Regions from separate parts of the Homo sapiens genome. Here all the other regions are linked to region 4. A link is a loop called in an ENCODE intact Hi-C map of the cell type or tissue named here. Cell type or tissue: dorsolateral prefrontal cortex. All regions are shown on one strand. Links, peaks and the distances in the headings refer to the core of each region. The heading gives the core; the rest is flanking DNA. Region 1 overlaps RNF220 (ring finger protein 220). Region 2 overlaps DMAP1 (DNA methyltransferase 1 associated protein 1). Region 3 holds the start of RNF220 (ring finger protein 220). Region 4 overlaps RNF220 (ring finger protein 220).

What was found. Hi-C counts contacts between places; a loop is a spot of excess contacts. Peaks named below come from ENCODE experiments on the same cell type or tissue, not always from the same donor. Only the 100,000 strongest peaks of a DNase experiment are listed, where the experiment ranks them.
Region 1: it touches region 4 in a loop (3-fold over the local background); 4 of 110 quality-filtered maps call a loop at or near these places.
Region 2: it touches region 4 in a loop (4-fold over the local background); 79 of 110 quality-filtered maps call a loop at or near these places.
Region 3: it touches region 4 in a loop (10-fold over the local background); 10 of 110 quality-filtered maps call a loop at or near these places.

Annotation. Positions count from the first base shown.
Region 1 is chr1:44,529,001-44,536,686 of GRCh38, reverse strand. The region is part of intron 2 of RNF220 (ring finger protein 220); the gene reads right to left. Among named protein-coding and RNA genes, the nearest start is that of MIR5584, 13 kb to the left of the region's middle. In dorsolateral prefrontal cortex, for the core only: no CTCF peak of the experiment used is centred there; no DNase peak of the experiment used is centred there; H3K4me3 peaks cover 344 bases; H3K27ac peaks cover 2,500 bases.
Region 2 is chr1:44,216,505-44,219,004 of GRCh38, reverse strand. DMAP1 (DNA methyltransferase 1 associated protein 1) reads right to left here. Exons shown (of 10, transcript NM_019100.5): 4 at 536-694; 5 at 250-417. Among named protein-coding and RNA genes, the nearest start is that of DMAP1, 4.3 kb to the right of the region's middle. In dorsolateral prefrontal cortex, for the core only: CTCF peaks have their summits at 900 and 1,105 (motif pointing left); a DNase peak (open chromatin) is centred at 1,114; H3K27ac peaks cover 2,189 bases.
Region 3 is chr1:44,401,859-44,409,544 of GRCh38, reverse strand. It overlaps RNF220 (ring finger protein 220), which reads right to left and starts at 4,290. Exons shown (of 15, transcript NM_018150.4): 1 at 4,015-4,290. RefSeq lists enhancers at 432-1,108, 2,875-3,397. In dorsolateral prefrontal cortex, for the core only: no CTCF peak of the experiment used is centred there; a DNase peak (open chromatin) is centred at 4,264; H3K4me3 peaks cover 1,766 bases; H3K27ac peaks cover 2,070 bases; H3K27me3 peaks cover 1,227 bases.
Region 4 is chr1:44,591,006-44,598,691 of GRCh38, reverse strand. All of the region lies in intron 2 of RNF220 (ring finger protein 220), which reads right to left. Among named protein-coding and RNA genes, the nearest start is that of MIR5584, 49 kb to the right of the region's middle. RefSeq lists a silencer at 3,278-3,449. In dorsolateral prefrontal cortex, for the core only: CTCF peaks have their summits at 3,156 and 3,363 (motif pointing right); a DNase peak (open chromatin) is centred at 3,381; H3K27ac peaks cover 2,500 bases.

The sequences.
Region 1 (7,686 bases), core at 3,230-5,729, 63 kb after region 4:
GGCCTTTTCGAGGGGCAGACCATGTGTTTTCTTAAGTAGCACTTACTGATGCGCCATTTCATGAGAGTGAAGCAAAGAGATCCGTCCTTCCCCAGCTCCGCAGCCCCAGAGGAAAGCGACAAGGGTGAGAGCTGAGAAAGGCTGCAGGCCCATGTTCCAGGGCCCTGGGGACACAGGGCCCACAGCCTGCTGGACAGCCCAGAACCTCCAAGTATAAAGGCCTGTATCAATCCCACGGACTGTTTAATGAGGTCTTGTAAATCTGCACCACTTGCTGCTCTCCAGGCTTCCAAGCTTGCTGTTCAGGTAGCCCAGTTCAAAGCAATGTTTCACCCCCACTGCCTTATTCCTAAAGCACTTACTGAATGAGCTCTAGTGAAGGCAGCCTTGTTCTGAGAAGATGTTCTGGAGATGCGTCGTTCTTGCAAAGAGTTCGTTTCTGCCTCTGGGCTCTCAAGGGACTCTCACAACACAGCCACCCACTCAGTGTTCTGGGAGGAGTATGGAGGGAAGCTCTGACTTTCCCAGACAGCCTGTAGGGCCCAAGTCACACCTCCTAAGGTCACCCTACTCCATCATCACCAGCGAATGCAGGAAGGCCCTGGAATTGGGAAGTAGAGAAGACCCCTTTCTCAGTTTTACTCTATTAGATTAGAAAAGAGCACCCTTGCTTAATAGCGAGTTGGGATGAGGTTTCAGGGCCCTGTTACACTTCATCCTTTCTCACCGCTCCCCAGGCTGAAGGAAAATTTGCAGAGTTCTCATATATTCTAGGAAGGCCTCTTGAACTGCCTGGACCCACAGCACGTAGCCAGCTCCCAGCAGCCTCACTGTTGGGAATGGGCCACAGGTTTGAAGAAGCCAATTCTTCAAAGGTCTGCTCGCTGACCAGAAGTCCCAGCCAGGCCCCATACAATCTCCCAGACCTCTACTAAGTAGACATCAGCTTCAGTAGTCACCCAGGAGCTGCGCAGAAGGATGGCGGGTCAGTCCCACTTTGCCTGTGCTGTGCTGGTGTATCGAAGGACTGATGTGGGTATTAGGAAATACACATTAACTTCAAAGACTAACATGAACAGCCACATTTCCTTTAGAGATCCATAGTGGATGTGCTAATTCACAAACTAAATTCAAATTGTGAACACATCTGGCCTGGGCTCTGGGCTCCTCTCAAAGAACCCTAATAGTAAACAAGGCAAGGAACATCAGTGGGAGTTCTCACAAATTTCTCAGAAGAAGCTGCCTCCTGGCCGGGCACGGTGGCTCATGCCTGTAATCGCAGCACTTTGGGAGGCCAAGGTGGGCGGATCACAAGGTCAGGAGTTCGAGACCAGCCTGGCCAATATGGTGAAACCCCGTTTCTACTAAAAATACAAAAATCAGCTGGGCATGGTGACATGTGCCTATAATCCCAGCCACTTGGGAGGGTGAGACAGGAGAATCGCTGAACCCAGGGAGGCAGAGGTTGCGGTGAGCTGAAATCGTGCCACTGCACTCCAGCCTGGGTGACCGAGTGAGACTCTGTCTCAAAAAAAAAAAAAAAAAAAAAAAGAAGAAGCTGCCTCCTGAAGCCCCTCCTCACACAGAAGGAAATGTAATGAAGTTGTTCCCCCAGTTCCCAGCCCCTACCCCCGATGAAGCCAGAAAGCTTTACTCCTCCTACGGAGATTAGCAGTAACTTGCTCCCTGGTCACAACGAGTCTGGACAACTCAATAGCTCCCCCTTTCCCGCTCTAAATAGCATCTCCACTTGAAGAGCTTAAAAACATTTAGTAAATTTCTGTTCCAGGTATGTTCTTTGTTGTTTTAGTTCTCTCCAATCTTTAAATGTCTGTCCGTATCAGATAACAAATGACTAGAGACGTAATGATTTGACTATTTTCTAATGGGTGTGCTTTGATGTATCACAGACTTGAGGTTAACGAACTGGAGGATCACCTTTCTCTTCCATATACAATTCTAGGTTTCATAATTCGGCTATTATGATGGCAACCATGATGATGATGATGGCAGTGATGATAAAGGAATGACCACCTCATTCTGATACTTGATAATCCCCAAATCTAAGGAAAGAACAATGGGCTGAAAGGCCATTAACATCTCCAAACCAGATTAAATGCCAATGCTTTGTCAAAGTCCAGCAGTGAAGAAGTGATATTTGGTATTTAGATGCAATCGTAATTTGAATTGACTAAAGAATCAAGTTCAGGGAGAAGGGAGGGATAGCATTAGGAGATATACCTAATGCTAAATGACGAGTTAACGGGTGCAGCACACCAACATGGCACATGTATACATATGTAACAAACCTGCACACTGTGCGCATGTACCCTAAAACTTAAAGTATAATAATAATAAAATTAAAAATAATAATAATAATAGAAATGTAAAAAAAAAATCAAGCTCAGGCCAGGTGCAATGGCTCACACCTGTAATCCCAACACTTTGGGAGGCTGAGGCGGGAGGATTGCTTGAGCGCAGGAGTTCGAGACCAGCCTGGCCAACATAGCGAAACCCAACCTCCATGCACAAAAAGTAAACAAAATTAGCCAAGCATGGTGGCACATACCTGTAATCCCAGCTACTCAGTTGGCTAAGGCACAAGAATCACTTGGACCCGGGAGGCCAAGGTATAGTAAGTTGAGATTGTGCCACTGCACTCTAGCCTGGGCAACAGAGCAAGAGTCTGTCTCAATAAAAATAATCAAGTTCAGACTCTTCAGCTGATCTTCCATGAAGTGGCACCCACCTCCTTCTTCGGGCTCATCTCCTAGGCCCTACCTCTATGTCCTTGCAATGCTGACTTGGGTCAAATTCCCCCTAAAAATGGATGCTTTCTTTTACCTCTCTGCTTTTGCTCATTCTGATCCCTCTACTTAGAATGCTTATCCACTTTTTTCCAGTGCCAACTCCTCCTAACTTGGGTCAGGTGCTATCTCCTGCAGAAGCCTTTTCTGACAGTCCATCCCTTGTCTGATCTAGGTGACCCTTCATGTGCTGGAAGCACCCTGTACTTCTATCTCATGTCAATCAATAGCTTTTGAACCTCTTCAGGGCAGGTGTCTTATTCTTTGTGGTCCCTGCAACTCAGTATGAAGTACTGGCCGAAAGCAAGTACTTAATACATGTTTCTATCTATTCCATAGTTTGGGAGAACCAACCTGGACTAAAACTTTATTTCTTTTTCTTTTATTTTTTCTGAGACGGGGTCTCACTCTGTTGCCCAGGCTGGAGTTCAGTGGTGCCATCAGGGCTCACTGCAGCCCTCCTAGGCTCAAGCAATCCTCCTGCCTCAGCCTCCCAAGTAGCTAGGACTACAGGCATGCACCACTATGCTCAGCTCATTTTTCTGATATTTTTTAGAGATGAGGTCTCACTATGTTGCCCAGGCTGATCTCAAACTCCTGGGCTCAAGTGACCCTCCCACTTTGGTCTCCCAAAGTGCTGGGATTACAGGCGTGAGCCACCATGCCCAGCCTGGACTTAAAGCTTTAAACTCACACCAGTATGCTGACCTAGAGCCTTCAGCAGACTTTCGTTTACTCTCCCCTTTAGGACTCAAAGCTGGGCAGTTCTTTCCAAGACCAAAGAGAGGGGGCAAACCCTCATGTCTGTGACATTGGAAGTCCACCATTTTATTGCCATCTATTTCCTCCTTCCTTTTAGTCTGGTCTTTAAAGGTGCAAGCAGGGACTGACCAGGTCCAGGGACTCAGTGGCTCAATCCTACAGAGCAACGCAGCTGCACCGACTTCCCCTAGGGAGCTGGAGCTCCCCTCTTCCTCCCCTGCTGTGACAAGAAGGTCTTCAGGGGCAGGACCATTCAGCAGAAAGCCTCAGTATACCCTTCTGCTTTGAGCTGTTCCCATTTGCAGGAGACACAGGTGGATAGCAAATAGATGACTGGTGTTTTTCATAAGATTGCTGTGGGGCTTAACGGAGATAATGAAGGCAATGCTCCTATCACTGCATCAGTCATACAACAAGCACTCAAGTCCTACTGTTCTGCTCCTCCTTCCCCTTTGAAAGGCACACTGTTATAATTCAAACAAAACAGAACAAAGCAAGGCTTTGAAGTCATAAAACAATTCGGCCTCTTATAAGCTATTCAACTTTGCAAAAGTTGCTTCCCTTTCTTAACTTCAGCTTTCCCACCTGCAAAATGAGCTCATAATGCTCACCCACAGTTTTAATAAGGAATAAACCACGTGATAAAAGATGCCAAAATACACATATGTCTGAAGTGTCCACCTCTGGTATATAGTGGGGACTCAATAAATAGTAGAAGTAAGGATAACAATAAATGTAAGAGTCTGAATTTCTATCTAAAAAAACAGCATAAGGACAGGATGAAAGAGACATGACTCAGCAATGAGACAAGGTAGGGGTTTTAGTTGATAAGGTCAGTATGAGTCAGCAGCTAATGTGACTTCCAGCCGCATTCATAAAGTGGTGACAGGCTCACCCTGCTGTGTCCTGGTTTGGCCACCTTGGACAGGGCAGGTCTGGGCACCATTCTTTGTGAGCTCAAAATAATAATAAATGTATGTGAAGGCCCGTTGTAAACCATAAAGAGCGTACATATGTAAAACATCATTATGAATCATCAGCAGTAGAGTATTAATTGAGAGAGAGGTCATCTGCACTGACTTTAGAGGGATAAAGCAGTACAGTAGAAGGGGGAGTGAGACTCAGCACCTTAGAAAAAAGGGGGGCAGAAAGAGGAGGCTTAGAGAGGGGTGACACAGGCAGAGGAAGCTGATTCTTGTATGTCCCCTATGAGCCAAACCAAGAACAGTTGGTGAAAGTTAAAGCTAGTTTAGGCTCATTTTAAGAAAGTATTTTCTAACAATCAGAGTACTGCTTTGAAGAATAATGAGCTCCCCCTCATAAGAGGTATTCAAGCAGTGATTGGATGATAATTGGTCCTAATGGAGGGAATTCAAACATGGAAGAAGAGACCAGATCATCTTGAAGGGCTCTTCTGACCCCAAAGTGTCATGGCTTTGGGGGCTGTCTTTCTCCTGTTCTCTCTCATCACAGGGGAAGGGAAAAGTCAGAAATCTTCAATTTAATAACTGATCTGATATTCCTCAAACACCCACTACCTGCCAGGCATTGTGCTAGCTGCTGAGAAAATAAGCAAAAATAAGGAAAAGACTTTGGCCTCTGTGCTCTTACAGTCTAATGGGGTTAACTGGCAAAGAGCTTTGGACACACATCAGAGAGAGCAACTAAATGCTTGGAACGGAGTGAGTCCACCAGGGAGATGATACTGGAGCTGAGTTTTGAATAAATAATCTTCCTAGATGGAAAAGGGAAATAACAGGACAACAGGTAGAAAGGACAAGACCTGCAAAGCCATGGAATCATGGAAAAGCAGACAAAGTTTAGGGGAAGATGAGCTGCATGAGAAATGGGACAGAAGAAATAGTTTGGGCTGGATTGTGAAGCACTTAGTGAAACTTCTGGAGGACCCCGGATTTACCTTGAGGATTACAGGAAGCAAGGGAGGAATCTACAAAGAGCAGCCCAGTCACACCTGTGTTTTAAAAGGGTTTGGATCATAATTCTGAAAGACACAATCCTGAATGCCATAATTCTAAATGTTGACATCCCAAAAGATCAAAATCCCTAAACGTAAATCTCTAATGTCCAAAATCTCCAAGATCACAATCACAGGTTAGTTTTCTTTCATTATTTTATTTTATTTTATTATTTATTTAAGACGGAGTCTCACCCTGTCACCCAGGCTGGAGTGCAATGGCGCAATCTCGGCTCACTGCAACCTCTGCCTCCTGGGTTCAAATGATTCTCCTGCCTCAGCTTCCCAAATAGCTGGGATTACAGGAGTGCACCACCATGCCTGGCTAATTTTGTATTTTTAGTAGAGACAGGGTTTTACCACGTTGGTCAGGCTGGTCTTGAACTCCTGACCTCATGATCTGCCCACCTAGACTCCCAAAGTGCTGGGATTACAGGAGTGAGCCACTGTGCGTGACCAGTTCTTTCACTATTTTAAATTGTCAGCATTATTTGCTATAATTTGCTGTGCTACGTATTTCATCTTTGCATCATTTCCAATACTGGAGGTATAAATTGTGTAGAGACTTTTAAGAGAGTTGTAATTCTTTTTATGCTTTTTTTTTTTTTTTTGCAGATTTGACTCCATGAAAGTGCATTATCACAATGTTGATTTTGTGTATCAGCATTGCGCATCTACGTAAAAATGTTGAAACTTCCTCAGTAAATGACGAGATGTCCTTTTTGTACATCTGCATTTGTGAAAGACAAAATTTCTTGAGATCTCTGCTCTTTGGGTGACTGCATATGTGGTGGTGACCCACAGTGGTAACCCATTGTAGTTTTTGCTCCATCTTGTCAAAAGACTTAGGTTGTTCATCATGGTATTTCAGATAACCACAATTATAAAGCTGATGGCACACAATTACCAACTATAGTGAAATGTGTTTATACATTTCCCTCTTTGACCTATTTCTTTATGAATATGGTTCGTCTGATCATAAATGCTATACTCATGCAACTTTTGTTAGTATACCTAAACGTTTATACTCACAAAAAAAGTATGTTGTTGCTTATTTTTTATTATTTAATTTTAATTTTTTTTTTTTTGAGATAAGAGTCTCACTCTGTCACCCAGGCTGGAGTGCAGTGGCACGATCTTGGCTTACTGCAACCTCCACCTCCCTGGTTCAAGCGATTCTCCTGCCTCAGCCTCCCAAATAGCTGGGAGTAGAGGCGCCCACCACCATGCCCTGCTAATTTTTTTTGTATTTTTAGTAGAGATGGGGTTTTGCCATATTGCCAAGGCTGATCTCGAACTCCTGAGCTCAGGCAATCCGCCCACCTTGGCCTCCCAAAATGCTGGGATTATAGCACTATTACCAGCCTATTGTTGCTTATTTTATTGTGTAAAGTGGCCTATGAAGTGTTCTGTCGTGCTTTTATGTTTTTCAAATAAATCTCCTTTTTAAAATATAAATAAATATCTGGCCAGGCATGGTGGCTCACGCCTGTAATCCCAGCACTTTGGGAGGCCCAGGCAGGTGGATTACTTGAGGCCAGGAGTTCGAGACCAGCCTGGACAACATAGTGAGACTCCATCTCTACTAGAAAATACAAAAAGTAACTGGGTGTGGTGGCACTTGCCTGTAGTTCCAGCTACTCGAGTGGCTGAGGCAGGAGAATCACTGGAACCTGGGAGGTGGAGGCTGCAGTGAGCCAGGATCGTGCCACTGCAGCACTCCATCCTGGGTGACATAGCGAGACTCTGTCTAAAAATATGTGTGTGTGTGTGTTTGTGTGTGTGTGTGTGTGTAATTCCTTTTTTTTTTCCCATGCATAGTTTTACTTAACATTATTTTAGGATCTCTGCTGAAATATTCTTCAAATATATGTTTTTAAATGGCTGAACAATATTTTATCATATGATTATACTATAACTTATTTAACCATTTTATTGTTGTGGAACATTAGGTTGTTCTCAGATTTTCTCTGCTATAAATAATACTGAAATGATGATCCTTATGCATAAATCTTTGACCACATATCTAATTATTTTCTTAGAATAAATTCCAAGAAGGGAATTACTAAAATAAAGGATATGAATATTTTAAGGATTTTGCTACACATTACAAAATTGCTTCTAGAAAGGTTATACAAATGT
Region 2 (2,500 bases), core at 1-2,500, 380 kb after region 4:
TAGACACGGAGGTGACAGGGTGCTGGGCTGTCTGTGAGGGAATCTGAGAAGTAATGGATCATGAGGGAGGTGAAGGGCTATGAAAAGCAGGGGGGATGGCCCATGAGAAGTAGGAATGGGCTTGGGGCAGTTAATAAGGTATCAGTGGGAGGCAGGGGGACCTGGGAGTGGGAGTTGAGGGGATGGAGGATGGAGACAATGAGCAAGGGGTTTGGGGCATGGAGGACAGGTATGTGGCCTTGGGCTTACCTGCTCTGGGGTCCGGTTGTAGAGACGCTCAAGCTGTTCCTTCCGCCGTCGTTCGTGCCCAGCATCAAATACTGGTATCTTAAGGTCTGTGCCTGGCACAGCCCGCACGTTGGCAAGCTTAGCACAGATGTGGTAGTACCGCTCCTTCAGGTCTTCCACAGAACGCTTCTGAGGAGCAAGACAGGGTAGAGGAATGAACATTCAGGGGCATGTGGAAGAGATGGCATAAAAGTAGGGCCTGCTAGACCCAGAAGCTGGGCACCCATGCAAATACACAATGGCTCACCTTGAACTGCTGGTGGTCATACCGGTCATGGATAACAACAAAACGCAGGTCAAAGCGGCGGCTGAGGTCAAAGAGGTGGTCAGTTTCTGCCTTAGTCCAAGCATCATCGTGGAGATAAAGCTGGTACTCCTGCTCCGAGTACACAGGCACCTGCACAGTCTACTAGCACAGAGGGACACAGTAGGGGCATGCCCGCATGATGTCATGTCCAGCAGGCTCCAGGCCCCAGTGACCACAGCTGCTCCTGTTTGTTGCCAGACCCTGGGCCTGTGCCCCTGCAGCATGGAGTGAGGAAAGAACTTGTCTGCTTGACTAGAGGTCCTAGCAGGGTTTGGGACTGTAGCCTGCCTCTGATTTATTCCAGGATCAACTTCACTGTCTCCAGCTCCAGAGCCTCAGTCATGGGACACACACTCCTGCCCCCATAGTTAAGGTGAGGGGCCCACATGTAAGTGCTTCTGTGGAGTCCAAAGGTCAACTCTGGAGTAGGACAGATGGCTAATTACCTGGAGAAAGGCCCAGCAACCCCTAGTCCATACAACTCATCTGAAGCACTACTGCCACCCAGTGGGCACAGTGGGACTTGCCACTCCCCCAGAGTTTGCCAAGGTCAGGCATCTCTACAGAAGCTGGGCCTGAATCCTACTACCAACATACGCAGCCCTGCCAATGCCCCTTCCTCCCTTCTTCCACAGACCTCCCCCAGAGACAAATAGCACTACCACGAGCTGAGTCTGTCAGAGACCCAAGGAAGGAGTCAGTGCTAGACTACATCAGGGAAGTCTCTCTTCTCAGTTAAAGACCACAACCAGCTCCAAAACTGGTCGCCTTTTGGACATCTCCTACTGGAGGCCCCAAGGAACCTCAAACTTAGCTCAGTACTGAACTCATGGCCCTCTCTCAAACATTATCTTCTCCAGTCCAGATTTCAGTCAATATCACCATCACCCAACCCAGCTGCTCAAGCCAGAAACCTGGGAGGCATCTTAATTCCTATCTTTCCCCTTGACTCCTCCCCTTCACCAAATCTGTGGCTTTTACCTCCAAAATTTCTGTCTCCATTGCCACTTCTCCGTCGGCCTACCCACTGTCACATGCCTGGATCAGAGAAATAGCCTCGCTACTGATCTCTGCCCACATTCAATCCGCTTCCAATCAATTCTCCATCTGCAGCTAAGACGTGATCTCTTTGAACAGTGCTACTTAAAGGATAGTCTGCAAACCAGTGCTGTTTACACTTACCCCTGGTCTATGATGAGAATGGAAACTGAGAGTACACACTGAAAAACTTACGTAACAATTTTACAGCAATTGTATGCTGTTGAATCTAATATGAAGAAACATGGACTTGTATTTTGTCTTTATAATTTTATTATCTTTATCAGTCTCTGATGGTTTAGAAATAAAATAGAAAAATGTCCTTCACCACAGATGATTTGAGACACACTGTCCTAGTGTTCTAGAATATATATCTTATCATTACCCCCAACTATCCCTTATTAAACTCCTCAGAAGCTCTCCATCTAAGATAAAGCATCTTCTAGATAATTCACAAACTCCTGAAGAGCAAGGGTTGTCCAGTTCATCTCGCACCTTTAGGACTCAGCACACTGTATGTATCAGTGTCTACCAAATCAATTAATGAACATACAAATAAATGACCTGGCCTCCTCCTGCAGCCACTGTCCCTCATGAACCCTAAACTGCAGCCAAATGACTAGCAGTTTCTAGAACATAGCAGACTTCCCCCTTGACCTCTGCTCTTGCCTGAAATGCCTTCCACTTCCACATTCCTTCTACCTAGGTAACTTTCTCAACCTTTCGAGCTCTCAGGCATCATCTCCTCTGGGAAGTCTCTCTGGTTTCCCAGGTTTGGTTACATATTTCTCCTATGCATTTTAATTCAATTTAACTAAAAAACAAACAAACCAACAACTCAGGGCCATGTGCGGTGGCTCACGCCTG
Region 3 (7,686 bases), core at 3,014-5,513, 190 kb after region 4:
TGACATTAATTTTAGTTCACTTCTCACTTTGCAAAGGGATCAATAGGAAGTAATAACAGCTGACATCCCCGCTGAAAGGAGGAGAAAGAAGGGCTGAAGACAGAAATCGAAAAGCAACCAAATAAATCATCAGCTACTTTTCCACGGCATCAGACAAACTCCAAACAGATTGCAAAAAGTCTTTGTTGAATTAACTAAACAAGGAGGAGGGATCAATCCACGAAGCTAAATAAATTGTCTGGCAGGCAGTGAGGTTGGACGGAGGGACCAACAAATATTGAGTTAAAAAATTTCAAATCCTTGACGTGATGGGTTTGGTTCAGTTCCGTATCTGTGGGAGTTTGTTTGTTTCTTAAATCACACTCCTGACCCTGGTTTAAAGTGATTGCAAAACGCCAGCTATCTGAATAATTAGTGAGATTACTAATTGCGTGGTTAAACACGCCAGAACCAAGACAAATGAAACGAAGACGTCCGCGTTTGGAACGTGAAAATGTCTGAGGCTGGGCTGATGCGCAGCGCTCCGCGCTCTGCGGAGCGAACTAGCCACTTTCGCACAGAAAAACCGAAAGCCCAAGAGAAAGTCTCAGAGAGTAGGTAATCTCCCATCCCAGTCCAAGGTCTGGGCTTCCTGACCTGCGCCCGGGATCGGCATAGAAGGAAGCGGTGCTGCTGCCCCCTCTGCCTCCGCCGTAGCTGAGAGCCAAACCCCTTTGCAAATGACTGCCACAAAGAAAGCTGCAAAGGGCTCTTTCCCGGAGCCGAGCTCAGGGCGCCCACCAAACTACGGCTCTGCTGGCAATTAAAATGCACACACAACACTCCTCTGCTTATTACAACAGGTGACAGTTTTGTGGTCTCTGAACCGTTTCCAAAAGCCAGGAATTAAAATAATAGAACAAATTAAACGATATTTTTCCTTTGCATAAATAAACTTTTAAAAAAATTAACAAGGAACTTAAAAAGCAAAGAACAATGGGAAATGAGGCAGAGTAGTGGGGGGTTGTTAAGAACGCAGGAAAAAAATTTTTTTTTTAAGTTCACAGACTTCTTCGCTTGAAGAGAATTCCCGCACACCAAATGCCCAGGGGGTATTTGGAAACACCGCTCTAACAGAAATTTTACCACCATATGCGAGAGCTCAGGGAACATAAGGCTAACACAGTTCCCGGGCTAGGGCCGACGCCTGTGTTTCAGGCATGGCCGGGTATGGTCCCAGATTTGGACCCGGGTTCAGGCCCAGCTTGGCCAAAGGGTGCGAATCCGAGACAGCCCGGGCCAGTCCGAGAGTGCGGGGTCGCGGGATACTGGCTCAGCGAGCGGGTGCATTATTCAGCTCGGAAGAGTCTCGACTGGGAAAAAAAATCAACTCTTTTAGGGAAAACGGGGGAAGAAGAGGTGAAGGCGAAACCTACATAAACTTGGGCCCAACGCGGAGCCGAGCCCACTACTCTTTGGCCCGACCTCTCCCTCCGGCTCTCGGTTGCCTTTGTATATAGAATACTCTGGGTCCCAACAACCTCCGCACGAAACAATCTGCGCCCAACTTTGGGCAACCAAAGCGCCAGTCCAGGAAGAACCGACACGTGCAAGGGCCCCTGGTCCGCAGCCGCGCGGGGCCCGCGGGGCAGGGGCTCAGAGCTGCCAGCCTTCGACCAAAGTCCAAGGACCTCCAGCCCCCGAGCAGCCCCGCCCCGGGGGTCACCCGGGTCCCGCCGCCGCGCGCACCACCGCTTCAGCGGGCAGCCGCGGACTCCTCCACTCCCGCTTCTCCTGCAAATACGGACCGGCGCGGGGCTGCCGGGCCCTTCCAGCTCCTGGACTGCGGATGCGCAGTGCGGGAGGGAGGGTTCTGCGGCCCGCACCGCGGCCGTCCGGCCGCCGCACACCGCGCGGCTCGCAGAACAGGTGTGTGTCCCCGCTCGCTCCGCGCCCGGCCCCGGCCCTGTCGGCCACCAGCGGCGCGACGCGGCGCCGCCCCGTCCTCGGCCTTCCCCAGCCTTGCCTCGAAGCGCAGCAAGCGAACTCACGCCACTTTTGCCGGGTCTCTGCGGGCCAGGAGGGATCGGCACGGAAGACGCCAGCACCGCTCTTCCTCGACGCTCTTTCTGCCTTTCCCCCCTCTGCTCATTCCCCTTTGCAGGAAGAGCCCGCGAGACGGAAAGAGGAGGCCAGGCAAGGCAAAGCCCCCCTGCCCACTCTGCTCCCCCCAGTCCCCTCGCTGCTTCCTCACTGCCGCCCTTTTTTTTCTTTATTTTTCCTTTCTCTCCCCTTTGCCCCTCAAGCCGAGTCCGGAGCGGAGGCGAGAGGCAAGATGTGGCTGCTGGGCGTCGTGGGCAGCGAGTGCGGTGCTCTCCCCCTCGGCGGCTCCCGGGCCAGTGGGCCGGCGCAGACCCCAGACGACCCGGGCCGGCCAGGTAGGGCTGTGCCCCCACACCTATGGCCCGGGCCCCATGCACCCACCCAGTGCGACGCGCGCCTGGCTCAGGGCCGGAACACGGGCTCTCCGCTGGAGCTGCATCCACGACCCGAGAATGCAGGGTGTGCTTAACGGGAAGCGAGAGCTTTCCCCCTGCCTCCTGGCTGCCCTAGTCCCCGCTACTTCGGGACTCCTGCGCGCCCTCGCCAGCTGGGGTCGACCTGGGCCGCGAGCTCTCGGAGAGGCTCCTGGACTGGGGGATGAACCGGGCATCCCCTCGGATGGCCTCACCACCGTGGGCGGCCTCGCCCGGGGGGCCACACGGAAGCTCTCCGCCCAAGTTTGTTGTGCCCTGGAAGAAAAGGCTTTCTCTTACAAAGCACAAAGGCGAAACGCCCAGGCCGAGCCCTGAAAAGCCCCGGGTTGGGGGGCGGGGGTGGGGTGGGGGAGGCCGGAGGCTCCGGAGTGCGGTGGCGGGGCTGGGTTCCGGGCAGAGAAGGTCGCTCGGCCCGGGCTGACAAGCGCGGCGGCAGTGGCCGCAGGACCGCAGCGACCGGCGTGCTCACTGAAAAGTTTTGTTCTTAAGTCAGAAGAGAAATTGTTACTCAGTTTAAGGCAGGTCTAAGATAAAAATAAAACTACAAGTAGAGTAGTCAAGTAGCCCTCGTCTCCACGATCGTCCTCCCGCCTTGCTCAGTAGAACCGCTGGGAGAGGGGGTCCCGACCCCGAAAATCCCGGGAGATCCCACGTGTCGGGCTACTCTACGGCCAGGCCGGTCCAGCCCAGAGGAGTGGGGAGTTTACCGGTGGCGTTTAGAACGGTCCGCCTCTATGCTAGCACCTGCCTCCTTCCTGCCCGCAGAGGATCCATCCATCCTACCCCACCTCCCTCCCTCCACACCCTTCACACCCGCCCCCGCTAGGAAAAAGTCAGCCGAGCACCCGGGGTCCAGGGCTAAACAGCCACTCCCCGGGTATCCCGCGGAGCCGGCTGTGTGTGGGGTGGAGGCTGTCGGGGTAGTTTCTCATTCGGCTCGCCCCTTCTCCATCCGCCCGCCGCCTCGGGCTCCCCACTGAGTACCACCCAGCCCTGGCCTCGCCGGAAATCAACGCGGGGTACATAGGGGAGCCCGGAAATCACCGGGGGGTGCACCAGAGAGCCCGGCGAGAAGGCATTCTCGATATCGACCCGAACAAAGTGGGAATGGGGCTTATTAAGAGACGGAGAAAAGAAGTCCTGCTCCCTTCCCTTGCAGTGCCCTCACCCTCCCAACTTGTCCAATTCCCGCGTCTGGTCCCTCCCCCTTGCACCTCCCCCCCTCCCCAAATAAAACACATTAAGGAAAACTCAAGACGGAAAGTTTGAGCGAGGCAGCGCACGGAGCGCGCAGGGCGCCGATGCCGAGAGGCTCCGTCGCGATGATCCAAGACGCGCCAGTCCGAGTCCCAGTCCCTGCCCCCGTCCAGAGGGAACCGCCCGAATCCCTAGGAAACGGACCCGGAAAGTTAGCCAGGTTCCTGAACAAGCCGGCCGCCCTCGCACCCACCCCTCTTGGGTACGCACACACGTCCACACCCCTTTCTGATCTCCATACTTGCCGTGGAAATTCCTTGGGAGAACGGTCGCACTTTTCAGGACACGGAGGGAAGCAGGCGGAGAGTGTGGTGCATGAAAAGTCCCGGGTTCGCAGAGCCGGCGGAGGCAGCGGCGGCGGCGGCGGCGGCAGCGGCAGCAGCAGCAGCAGCAGTAGGCGGCTGGCCCCGGGTTTGTGTTCGCGAGCTGCCTGGGATTGCATGTACAGATCAAGAGACTCAGTTGGCGTGAGAGAAGGAGCAGTGCTGCCTCTCAGCGCTGGATCTAATCAGTGAATGAGCCTCCACTCTCCCAGGGACTCGGAGACACACACACGCGCGCACACACACACGCACGCACACATTCTCTCACACTCACACACATACAGGCACTCTGAGCACTGAATACATTAGGGCACTAAGGGACTCTGGGAAATGAAGTCCAGACCCAGGGCACTCCTGGAGAACAGACCTGCTGGCCCTCACCAAAGAGCTTGGAAGTCTTGGGGTCGCGAGCCATTGTGAACTAAAGAGAGCGTTGGCTTTTGTTTACATCCCTCCTCCCCCACCCGCAAAGGTCTCAGTGAATGGTTTCGTGCTTGTTGTTCTTCCTTTCCTGAACCAAAAGGGACCAAGAGTAAATGGGCAAAGCTTGAAGACTGACATCCACTGCTGCTTAAATGACCCCCAAATCCTGGGTCCCTCAAAATCTCTGTCTTTTCCCAGAAAAATCTTACCTGCTGCTTTGTTCCTGGAATGCTTCTCTGGGTCTTTGACTATAATAATAAATAATAAATGAATATTAATAAAACTGTAACTTTTGGAGGAGGTGAAGGCCTAGTATAGCATCCAGATGTGAGAATAAAATTTTTTATTGGTGTTTTATTGATGTTTATATTACAGTTCATTTCAGATCATTTCATATCATCCTATAATTCATCAAACACAAAGATAAACAGGGGAAATGGATAGAGAACTAACATTCCTGAGTGCTTTCTAGGAGCCCGGTTATGAGACTAAATGCCTTTACATAATTTCATTTACTCCTAAGATTAATTCTGGAGATAATAATATTACCACTAGTTTATAGAAGAGGAAACTGGGGTTGAAAGGGTTTTGTAATTTGCCCATGAAAACGTGGTTAACAAGTCTTGGATAGCAGGTAGTTCTAGTTCTGAAAGCAAAGTTCAACCAAAATCAAATCCTGGTTTAAGAAGTCATTCCTGGCCGGGCGCGGTGGCTCACGCCTGCAATGCCAACACTTTGGGAGGCCGAGGCGGGCGGAACAAGAGGTCAGGAGTTCAAGACCAGCCTGACAAACATGGTGAAACCCTGTCTCTACTAAAAATACAAAAAGTAGCCGGGCGTGGTGGCATGCGCCTGTAATCCCAGCTACTCAGGAGGCCAAGGCAGGAGAATCGCTTGAACCCGGGAGGCGGAAGTTGCAGTGAGCCGAGATCACACCATTGCACTCCAGCCTGGGTGACAAAAAAAAAAAAAAAAAAAAAAGTCATTCTTTTGTTTTGTAGTTAAGTGTCTAAAACCTCAGATTTCTCATCTGGAAAAAAAAAAGGGAGGGTGGGGAGAAATGGAGTACACACTGATAATCCACTTTACAGAGAACCACATAGGATTATAAATTGTCTAAAAAGAATGAGACTCAAAATCTCATTCTTGCTATTATTTCATTGTCCTTTTTACTTATGTTTAACATTAAGGTAGCATCTAAATATTAAGTATGTTTATGTATATGTGTGCTGTTGGTATTTTAAAATTTTAATTGGCAACTCTAAATAAATTGTTAATTTGATCACTTAGAGTTCTACATTTACAACTATTTCTATAATTCGTGATATCAGGATTATTTGTTGAGGAACTTTATTTTTATTTATTTATTTTTTTTGACATGGAATCTCACTCTCTCGCCCAGGCTGGAGTGCAGTGGTGTGATCTTGGCTTACTGCAACCTCCGCCCCGAGTTCAAGCGATTCTCCTACCTCAGCCTCCCAAGTAGCTGGGATTACAGGCATGCCCCTCCATGCCCAAATAATTTTTAGTAGAAATACGGTTTCACCATGTTGGCCAGGCTGGTCTCAAACTCCTGACCCCAAGTGATCCGCTTGTCTCGGTCTCCCAAAGTGCTGGGATTACAGGGGTGAGCCACCACGCCTGGCCTGTTGAGGAACTTCTAATCCATGTTTAATCATTCATTCATACACCAGCATTTATTATGTTAGGCTCTATTCTTTCCACTAAATTATTATTTCCTGCTGGATTGTAAACTTCATGAAGTCAAGAACCATGTTTGTTGCATTCTACATCATACCCTAAGCACCTTACAGCATCAGTCTCTTAGTTGAATGAATAAACGAGGATATAAAAATGAACTCCTGTCCTCAAAGAGCTCACCATCTAGTAGAGGAGACAAAGAAAGAGTTAGAAATCAATTTGATAACCACTGTAATAAGGATGACCTTAGAATTTATTGATCTAACTGAGACAAGTTTGATGATAAAAAAGGGACACTTTTAATAATTACACTGGGATGACAAATGTCAACAAGGGCCATCCTGGGCCAAGCAGATTGAATGGTCACCCTAGCTACATAAGGTATTTCATTCATTCATTTAACAAGCATTTATCGAGAACTCTCTTGCCTGGTGTGTTAAAGGAATTATAAGCCACTGATTTCCCTCAAAATTGAAATATGAAACATTGAGCAGCAAGAGATAGGCAGGAGAAGTGGGCCAAATCACAAAAGGCTTTGTATACTAAGCTAAGGAAAGTGGATGTTATCCTACAGATGATGAGAAACCCCTAGAGGGTTTTAGGGGTGTGACAGGGTAGGATTTCTGTTTTAAAACAAGCACTAGTTCCTGGGTGGACAAGGTGGAGGTTAGACAAGAGGCAGGGAGGCCAATCAAAAAGTCTATCTCAAGTAATTCAGTTGAGATGAAGTAGGGCCTGAACCAAGGTACTGGGGCAGAGTGAGTGGAGAGGAGGGGACACATTACAGTGAGATCTAAAAGGTAGAATCAACAGGATTTAGCCATTTTAGTATGGTGGATGAAGGCAGAAGGAAGACTCTATATAAATCCTAAATAAGATTTTATTATTTATAGCAAAAGATGTTGTCAGTACTTTAATGTTTATCAGTAGTAAAAGGCTCCCTCAGACTAACTTAGAGAGTTCCCGTAGATCCAGTGCACATTCTCACAGATAGATGATACAGATAAGAAGGCCTGTTCAATCATCAAGCCAAATATTTTTAGCTGTTACCACATGCAGTGGTCCTCACTACGATGCAAGTACTCAGAAACTAGAATTAATCACTGTCTATAACAGCAATCTAAACGAATAAATTAAATGCAAATCCCTCATAAAATCAGAGCAAAATTATGTAATGCAAAATTGAATATGTAATACCTCACTAATTCACAGGTCATATGTCCAGCAACCTCAGCTATCCAAAACACAATGAAGCAGGAAATAAGCAAAAAGGGTCCCAGAATAGCCAAAATAAACATTACAAAGTCCATGCACTAAAGTTAACACATTTCCCTCCTAGGAGAATTACACAAGCCTTCATTCAGAGCCGATTTATTCTTTCTTAGGTACAATTCTAATAAGCTTGATTATTTGGCTTTCCCATTCACAGCTGATTAAGATTGTCAAATTAAAAGGGGGCAGCCATT
Region 4 (7,686 bases), core at 1,967-4,466:
AACACTGACAGACATGCACACCAGGACATATGGCCAGTCACGTGCTCCTAGAGGGTCCCCAGCAGCTCCCCTATCCCAGAGCCCTCGGCAGGCCTCTCTGTGGGCCCAAGCCCCACCCGGAACCCCTGGGCTGCACGCTTTCTCTCTCTCACTCAGCAATTTCCCTACCCAAGAAAGCTCTAAGGGTTTCAATTACCGGCGTGTGGGATTTAGTGCCCTGGGCTTCTCTGACTGGAGGAGATTTATTTGAAGGTTTAGTGTCGTGGAGAATTCACGTCTTCACTCCCAGGAGCCCAGCTTCCGTCCTGAGCCCCTAAATCAGGAACCAAGATGGGCTATTGTCACTTACCGCATTAGCCTCGTTAGCGGACCAGGAGGGGTGATTAATAGCAATACACACACAGCCATCTTGCTCGCTTGCAGCTCCTGCTGCTGCTCATGACCTGGGGAGGGGTGGGGAGGAGCTGAACCTGCTCCAGAATAACTGAGGACTCTGGGCTTAGCCCCCTCCCTGTTTCCCCCTCCCCATCACCAGGCAGGAAAGTCCACATGACCATTCAAGATCTGGGGACAGTTCAAAGATTAGCAAGCCTAGCCAGAGAGAGCACATCTGGAGGCCTGACTCTTGGAGGGGGCGGGCAGGGGGCATGAGGGGGCTGGTTTCAGGATATGTCCCAAAGTGTACACCTGTGTTCGAGAGAGAACGAGAGAGAGAGAGAGAGAGAGGTGGGTGGGGTGGGGTGTGAGGAGACAGTGGGGGGTTGTATGTGAAGGAGGTAGACGGGTGTATGTTTATTTCATTTCCCAAACTGTCTTTGAGACTGGAGATAGCGCACTGAGGAAGACAGACAAGGGCGCCGGGAAGAGGAGGCGTGTACATGAGAGAAAGAGGTCCATGTAAGAGTGAGAAAGACCAAGAAGTGTGCAAGGAGAAATAAAAAAGTGTGGCTGAGAGAGGGGTGAATATGTGCATGTGAGAGGCTTCTATGAGACAGAGAGGTGCGTGTGTGCCGGAGCCATCTGGGAGACATTCGTGAGAAACGGTGTGTGTGCAAGAGTGGGTGTGTGAGGGGAGATGAGAGAAAGGGGTGCATAACAGACATGTTGTGTATGAAAAGAACGTGAGAGGTGTGGATGGGAGGGAGGGGCACAGCGTGAGAGAGGGAGGTGAGGGAGGTTCGTGTGTGTGTGTGTGTGTGTGTGTGTGTGTGTGTGTGTGTGTGCATGAGAGAGAGAGAGAGAAGGGCGTGTATGTATGTTGAGACAGAGAAGGATGTACGTTTTCTGTCTTGTTTTCCTTTGTCTCTTCAAATTCTCCCCTCCTTGCCCCTTTTCCCCCCAAAGTTTTTGGAGCCATGCTAACCTGGGTTTGAATTTCACTTCTGGCTACTTCATTCATTTATTTATCCATTCATTCACCAAATTATTACGGAGCATCTGCTAGCTTTTACCTTCCTGTGCCTCCTTTGTCTTACCTATAAAAAGAAGATAATAATTATACTTGCCTAACAGGGTGATTAGGATACCTTGGTGGTATAACTTACATAAAATGTCTCGAAAGAGCACAGAATTTGGAGCTGGATGCACTCTATAGCACAGCATCTGGCATGTGGGTCAGGAAATGGTAGCTACAGAGCTGCAGCTCCTCTGCCAATCCCTTTCTCTCTTCTTTTTCCATGTCCCTTATCCTCCTCCCTTCCTCTCTCCCACTCGCTTGTTCTCTCTCAATCACAGCTGAGCCATAGTATTAATTATTAGAACCAATTGACTGTTTAGACTCTGATGTTTTAACTAATCACCACTAATGGCAAACACTGGTGGGCAATCACATTCATTTAGTTCTTGGGCAAACTCCTCATAGTTGAGAGCGGACTAGAGGGAAGGGATCCAGCAATAACTGGCATTTGGGAATGATGGGAGGGGAGGCTCACTGCTGCCTAGAAAGAGGCCCTTCTCTCCTCCCTGGGCCAGCCAGGTCCCTTGGGATGGGTCAGCTGAGCCTTGCCTTGGAAGTGGGTCGGCTTCCTTCCCTATCGTTTTTCCTTTATTTATTTTTTTTGTGACTGAGGGAAGTGGTAACACTAATCAAATGCTTACTCTGTGCAAAGCACTGTACTATTTTTTTTTTTTTGGAGACAGAATCTTGCTCTTGTCCCCCAGGTTGGAGTGCAATGGCACGAGGGCTCACTGCCACCTCCGCCTCTCGAGTTCAAGTGATTCTCCTGCCTCAGCCTCCCGAGTAGCTGGGATTACAGGTACCTGCCACCACACCCAGCTAATTATTGTATTTTTAGTAGAGACAGGGTTTCACCATATTGGCCAGGCTGGTCTCTGACTCCTGACCTCAGGTGATCCACCTGCCTCAGCCTCCCAAAGTGCTGGGATTACAGGCATGAGCCACCGCACCCAGCCCCTTCTCTGTCTTTTTACTTCTCTGCCCTTTGGCCTCAGTCTCCCCTTTTGACTTAGAATTCTTTCATGGGAGTCTCCAGAAACCACTACAGTGGAAATATCCCAGAAATATCCTACCTGCTCCCCTTCCTTGAGTTGCTTTTTAGTTGTTGTCCTTCCTAAAAGTCCATTTCCAGAAGAGTCATTTAGACATAGGTTCAAAAATCTTTGCTCATCGGCCAGGCATGGCGGCGCACGCCCGTAATCCCAGCACTTTGGGAGGCTGAGATGGGCGGATCATGAGGTCAGGAGATCGAGACCATCCTGGCTAACACGGCAAAACCCCGTCTCTACTAAAAATACAAAAAAATTAGCCGGGCGTGGTGGCGGGCGCCTGTAGTCCCAGCTACTCGGGAGGCTGAGGTGGGAGGATGGCGTGAACCCGGGAGGTGGAGCTTGCAGTGAGCTGAGATTGCGCCACTGCACTCCAGCCTGGGCGACAGAGCGAGACTCCATCTCAAAAAATAAAAAATAAATAAAAATAAAATAATAAAATAAAAAGTAAAATAAAAATCTCTGTTCCTCACAGGGCATCTGCTTGATGCTGGTTGGAATGGAAAGCTGTACCCTGTCCATTCTGGCTGAGGGTTTCAGTGAAGAGAGCAGACAAACACGTGCTCAGTATTGCTGAGTCTGGAGAGAATGCCAGGGCTGGGGATGTGATCTGAGCATCATGTCCCTGAGAAAACACCTGCTTACTGATCCTGTCTTCTTCACACTGAGGCCCCAGAGCCCCAGCCTGCACACAACCCTGCTGTGCACTGAGCCCTGGCCCATCCTGTACCTGCTCCCCTAGTCTGTCCCGGGGAGCCAGATTCCCAGAACTCAGGAATGCCAGCTTCAGGGTGCAGGACTGGCTGGGCCAGATGGACCACAGGGCCCGGGCGTCCTGGAGGGGGTGGCCTAGGTGTCCGTGGCCAGTAGGTGTCGCTGTGGCTCCAGCACTGGGAGGGGGTGTTAGGCAGGGGCCCCGGAGCCGGCCGAGGTGTTGGGTGCCCTTTGGCCTCCCACCCCTACCTCGGGCCTTCCTTCACTCAGAGCCTTCACCAGGCTTCTCACACTTTCTTTAAGTGTCCATGGAACACTTGGAGGTTAATCTAAAACGCAGATTCTGATTCAGCAGCTCTAGAGTGGATCCTAGATTTTGCATTTCTACCAAGCTCCTAGGTGAGACCAGTGCTGCGGGTCTGTGGATGCTCTTTGAGTGGCAAGGTCCTAACTAAACGGCTCCATAGTGGGGAGGCACTGGCTCTGCTGTCTTCCAAAGCCAATCTTCACCCTCACTCCTATGTCTTTAAATAAAGCCCCGAATCAGAGGCCAAGGGTAGAGCCCCCTCTTTTTTTGGAGATGGGCTTAGCTAGACCAGCATGAGTTGGGCAGTTTCTAGAGAAGCTCTGAACCTAAACCTAACTCCAGTACTTTGAACCAACCCAGCCCTACCTCCTAGCCCAAGTCCTAAACTTCAATCCAATCCAATCCAAATTCCCCAAATTAACCCCAGTTCCCAATGGGCTATTGATTGCTTCAGTCCTGTCCCAAGACCGAATGCCCCCTTAGCCTCTCTGATAACCTTCCTGGTCCTCTGCCATACCTTCTTCTGGATACCAGCCTGAGCCAGGGCGGTGGGGCAATAGGGTCTGGGGACACATGCCTGGATCAGGCTCTTACAGAACTCAGCAAGGGAGCTCAGGCATTGCTCCAGACAAAGGAAAAGAGCAATTTGGCAGTCTAGTTGAGAACAGGCTCTCCCTGCTCTCCCAGACTCTCCCTGCAAGGCCATTTCTGTTGGGGAAAGTTCTGTCTCTGCCTTACCCCGTACGGCTCTGCTCTGCCCGATGGGCTCCACTTCCTGGGACGTGGGGAAGGCTGGGAGGAAGCATGTCCATTAGCCCAGTCCCAAGTGCAGGTGAAGGGGGTAGGATGGAGGGAGTGAAAGGAGGAGGAGGGAATGAAGTAACAAGGAGGGAGGGGGGGAGGCAAAGCGCCCTCCAGGGCTTTTCTTTTCAAATCAAAGTTTCTCTTGGGGGCCTTTCACTTTTCTTTTTCTGTCCACTGCCTGGCCCTTCTGGGTAGTGCAGAAGCGGATTCCTGCAGGGGTGGTAGGTTGTTATTCAAGCTGGACTATAAGAGTTTATCCCTTTTTTTTTTTTCTTTTGAGATGGGGTCTCACTCTGTCACCCAGGCTGGAGTACAGTGGTGCCATCTCAGCTCACTGCAACCTCCGCCTCCCAGGCTCAAGCGATTCTCCTGCCTCAGCCTCCCAAGTAGCTGGGATTACAGGTGCCCACCACCATGCCCGGCTAATTTTTGTATTTTTAGTAGAGTCAGGGTTTCACCATGTTGGCCAGGCTGGTCTTGAACTCCTGACCTCAAATGATCCACCCACGCCTTGGCCTCCCAAAGTGCTGGGATTATAGGCGTGAGCCACCATGCCCGGCCAAGAGTTTATCCCTTTTAAGTCTCATATTTTGTGATTTTTAAGAGTGCAATTATTTTATTTTATATCATTTAAAAATTTTTTTGAGACAGGGTCTCACTCTGTCACCCAGGCTGGTGCAGTGGCGATCCTAGCTCACTGAACCCTCGAACTCTTGAGCTCAGATGATCATCTTACCTCAGCCTCCTGAGGAGCTGGGATACAGGCCTGTGCCACCATGCCCAGGTAGTTTTTATTTTTTGTAGAAACAGGCTCTCACTATGTTGCCCAGGCTGGTCTTCAACTCTTGGGCTCAAGCGATCCTCTTGCCTTGGCCTCCCAAAATGCTGGGATTACAGACATGAGGCACCACCCTGGCCTGTTATTATTATTGATATCTTGTGATATTTAGCACTTTAGATATGAAAAATTTCTTTAGATAGGGAAAGGTAAAAGTTGCCTGAGGTCATGTTGGTCGAAAGCTTAAAAATGAAACTTTGGGCTCCTAATAGTCCGATGCTGTGTTCTGACTCCTACACTGAAAACATCTGGTCAAAGAAATCCTTATCAGGACTGTGATAGGACAGTGGGTCTCATCTCTTGCTGCCCTCTGCGGGTCTAGGGCATGGGATGGAACAGGGAAAAGGGCTTTGCCAAACAAACTGGTGGGTCCCTGTGGGCTGGCTCAGGCTTGGGCCTGTGTTGGGAGAGAAGATTGGGTATGGTCTGCTCCTGGATCTGTTCTGTGTCTGCCTGCTGGGCTTCTGTGACCAAAAGAGAGAGCTGTAGAGACACCATGGCAGCTCTGGGCCCATCCCCCCCATCAAAAACTCCTTCCTCTCTCCTCAAGCTTATATCCTCATTTCTCTCCACATGGCATCCCCCTCTACTCCCACTCCCTGCGTCCTATCCTGGTGGCTCCATTGTAGGCAGAATGCGAGGGCCAGGGCTGGGCTGTCATAGGGAACAGGAGTTAGGCAAAGAGCTGGGAGGGCAGAACATGAGCTTTGGCCTCGGGGAGACCTGGTCTTGAAAGCACCTGGAAGCATGGCTAGCCATGTGTCTTTGGGCAACTGCTGTAACCCATCCGAGTCTTCTTTTCCCCACCTAGAGACTGAGGATGATAATACTCACCCCCACCTTGCTTTAACAAATGAATGAGAGGAGCGTGTACCACCTGAAGCACAGGGACTTGCAGAGTGGCTCTCAGCATGCCTTCCTGCCCCAAGCGGGGAATCACAGAGCAGGTATGGGCCTGGGAGTGCAGAGGGCGGGGGCTGCCAACCTGGGAGCCCACAGGCTCTCGAGTTCCTCCTCCCAGGAAGGCCTGGCCCTTCCCCAGGCACAGTGGTCAGTGGCCAACAGGACAACACAGGGCTGTGTCATGAGGAAGGCAGCTGCGTAGGGGGCTGGGCTGGATGTTGTGTGCAATAAGGGCCTGAGACAGAGGGGCAGCTGGGAGGCCTGGCCAGGCACAGCCTGTTACCAGCTGCGCAATGGGCCTCTCTGCCCTGCCACCACCAGCTCCCCCTAGCTGAAAAGTGCCAGTCCCAGGCTCCCTTGCTCTCCTAGCTCTTGGTTCTAAGCACAGAGTGGTGCTGCGGGAAGGAATTCGGGGAAGTATACCACGACTGAGGCTGGGTTGGCTTGAGGCAGAGCCTTCCCTCGCCCTCTCTCTCTCTGTCTGTTGGTCTGTTTCTCCCTTCCTTCTTCTCTCATTCCTTTCATTTTTATCATGTCCTTTTCCAAACTTAGTCCTGGAACACCCTCAAAGATTGTGGGCCAGTCCTCTGGGGGTGTGGAGTAAGGAGTGAGGCCCAGGCTCAGAAGCTCACAGGATGGGGGACGGCTTGAGCACCTAAGATACCACTGTGAGGATGAAGTGAGGAGTAAGGAGGAGGAGGAGGAGGTCAGGGCTCGGAGGTGGAGAGGGCTTCCTGGAGGAGAGAAGTCTGGAGTGTCAGATGGCAAGAGAAGGAAGAGTGGAGTGAAAATTAAGACAAAGGCCCAGAGGCAGCCCAGCAGGACTAGTATGGCTGGAGGAGGAGGAGGACAGAGGAGTGAGAGGGTCCAGGCTCTAAAGGTGAGTGGGGCCTCCCATGGGCCTTCTTTCTGCGGGCATTTCAGAGCCGGGAGGACTTATAGACCATGTTGTTGCCCCCTCAATATTTAGACAGGAAATTGTGGCTTGTGACTAGAATATTCCTTTGCAGAAGTTCACGCTCTGGCCATGCCTCTAACCACACCCTAATAAGCCAGGGACTGGCCCAGCACAAGGCAGTTGGATCCTTAGACATGGCGGACGTAGCTGGAATTACTGACCTCACTTAGTAAGAATAAAACCAAGACTCAGAGAAGTCAAGCAAGATACCTAAGTCCCACTGCAAGTGCATAATGGCTCTGGGACTTGAAAGGACTTAGATTCCTTAGCAAGGCCTGCAAGGGCATTGCGCATGGACGATAGGTGACCTGCCAGCCTCCTCTCTTGCTGCCTCTCACCTTGCACACCATTGTCTTGGTCCCACTGAATTCTTTTGGTTTCTCAAATGGGTCTTTAAACATGTTGTTCCTGGCTGGGTGCAGTGGCTCATGCCTGTAATCCCAGCATTTTGGGAGGCGGAGGTGGACAGATCATCTGAGGTCAGGAGTTCGAGACCTGCCTGGCCAACATGGTGAAACCTTGTCTCTACCAAAAATATAAAAATGGCGTGGTGGGTGCCTGTAATCCCAGTTACTCGGGAGGCTGAGGCAGGAGAATCGCTTGAACCTAGGAGGCGGAGGTTGCAGTGAGCTGAGATCATGCCACTGCACTCCAGCC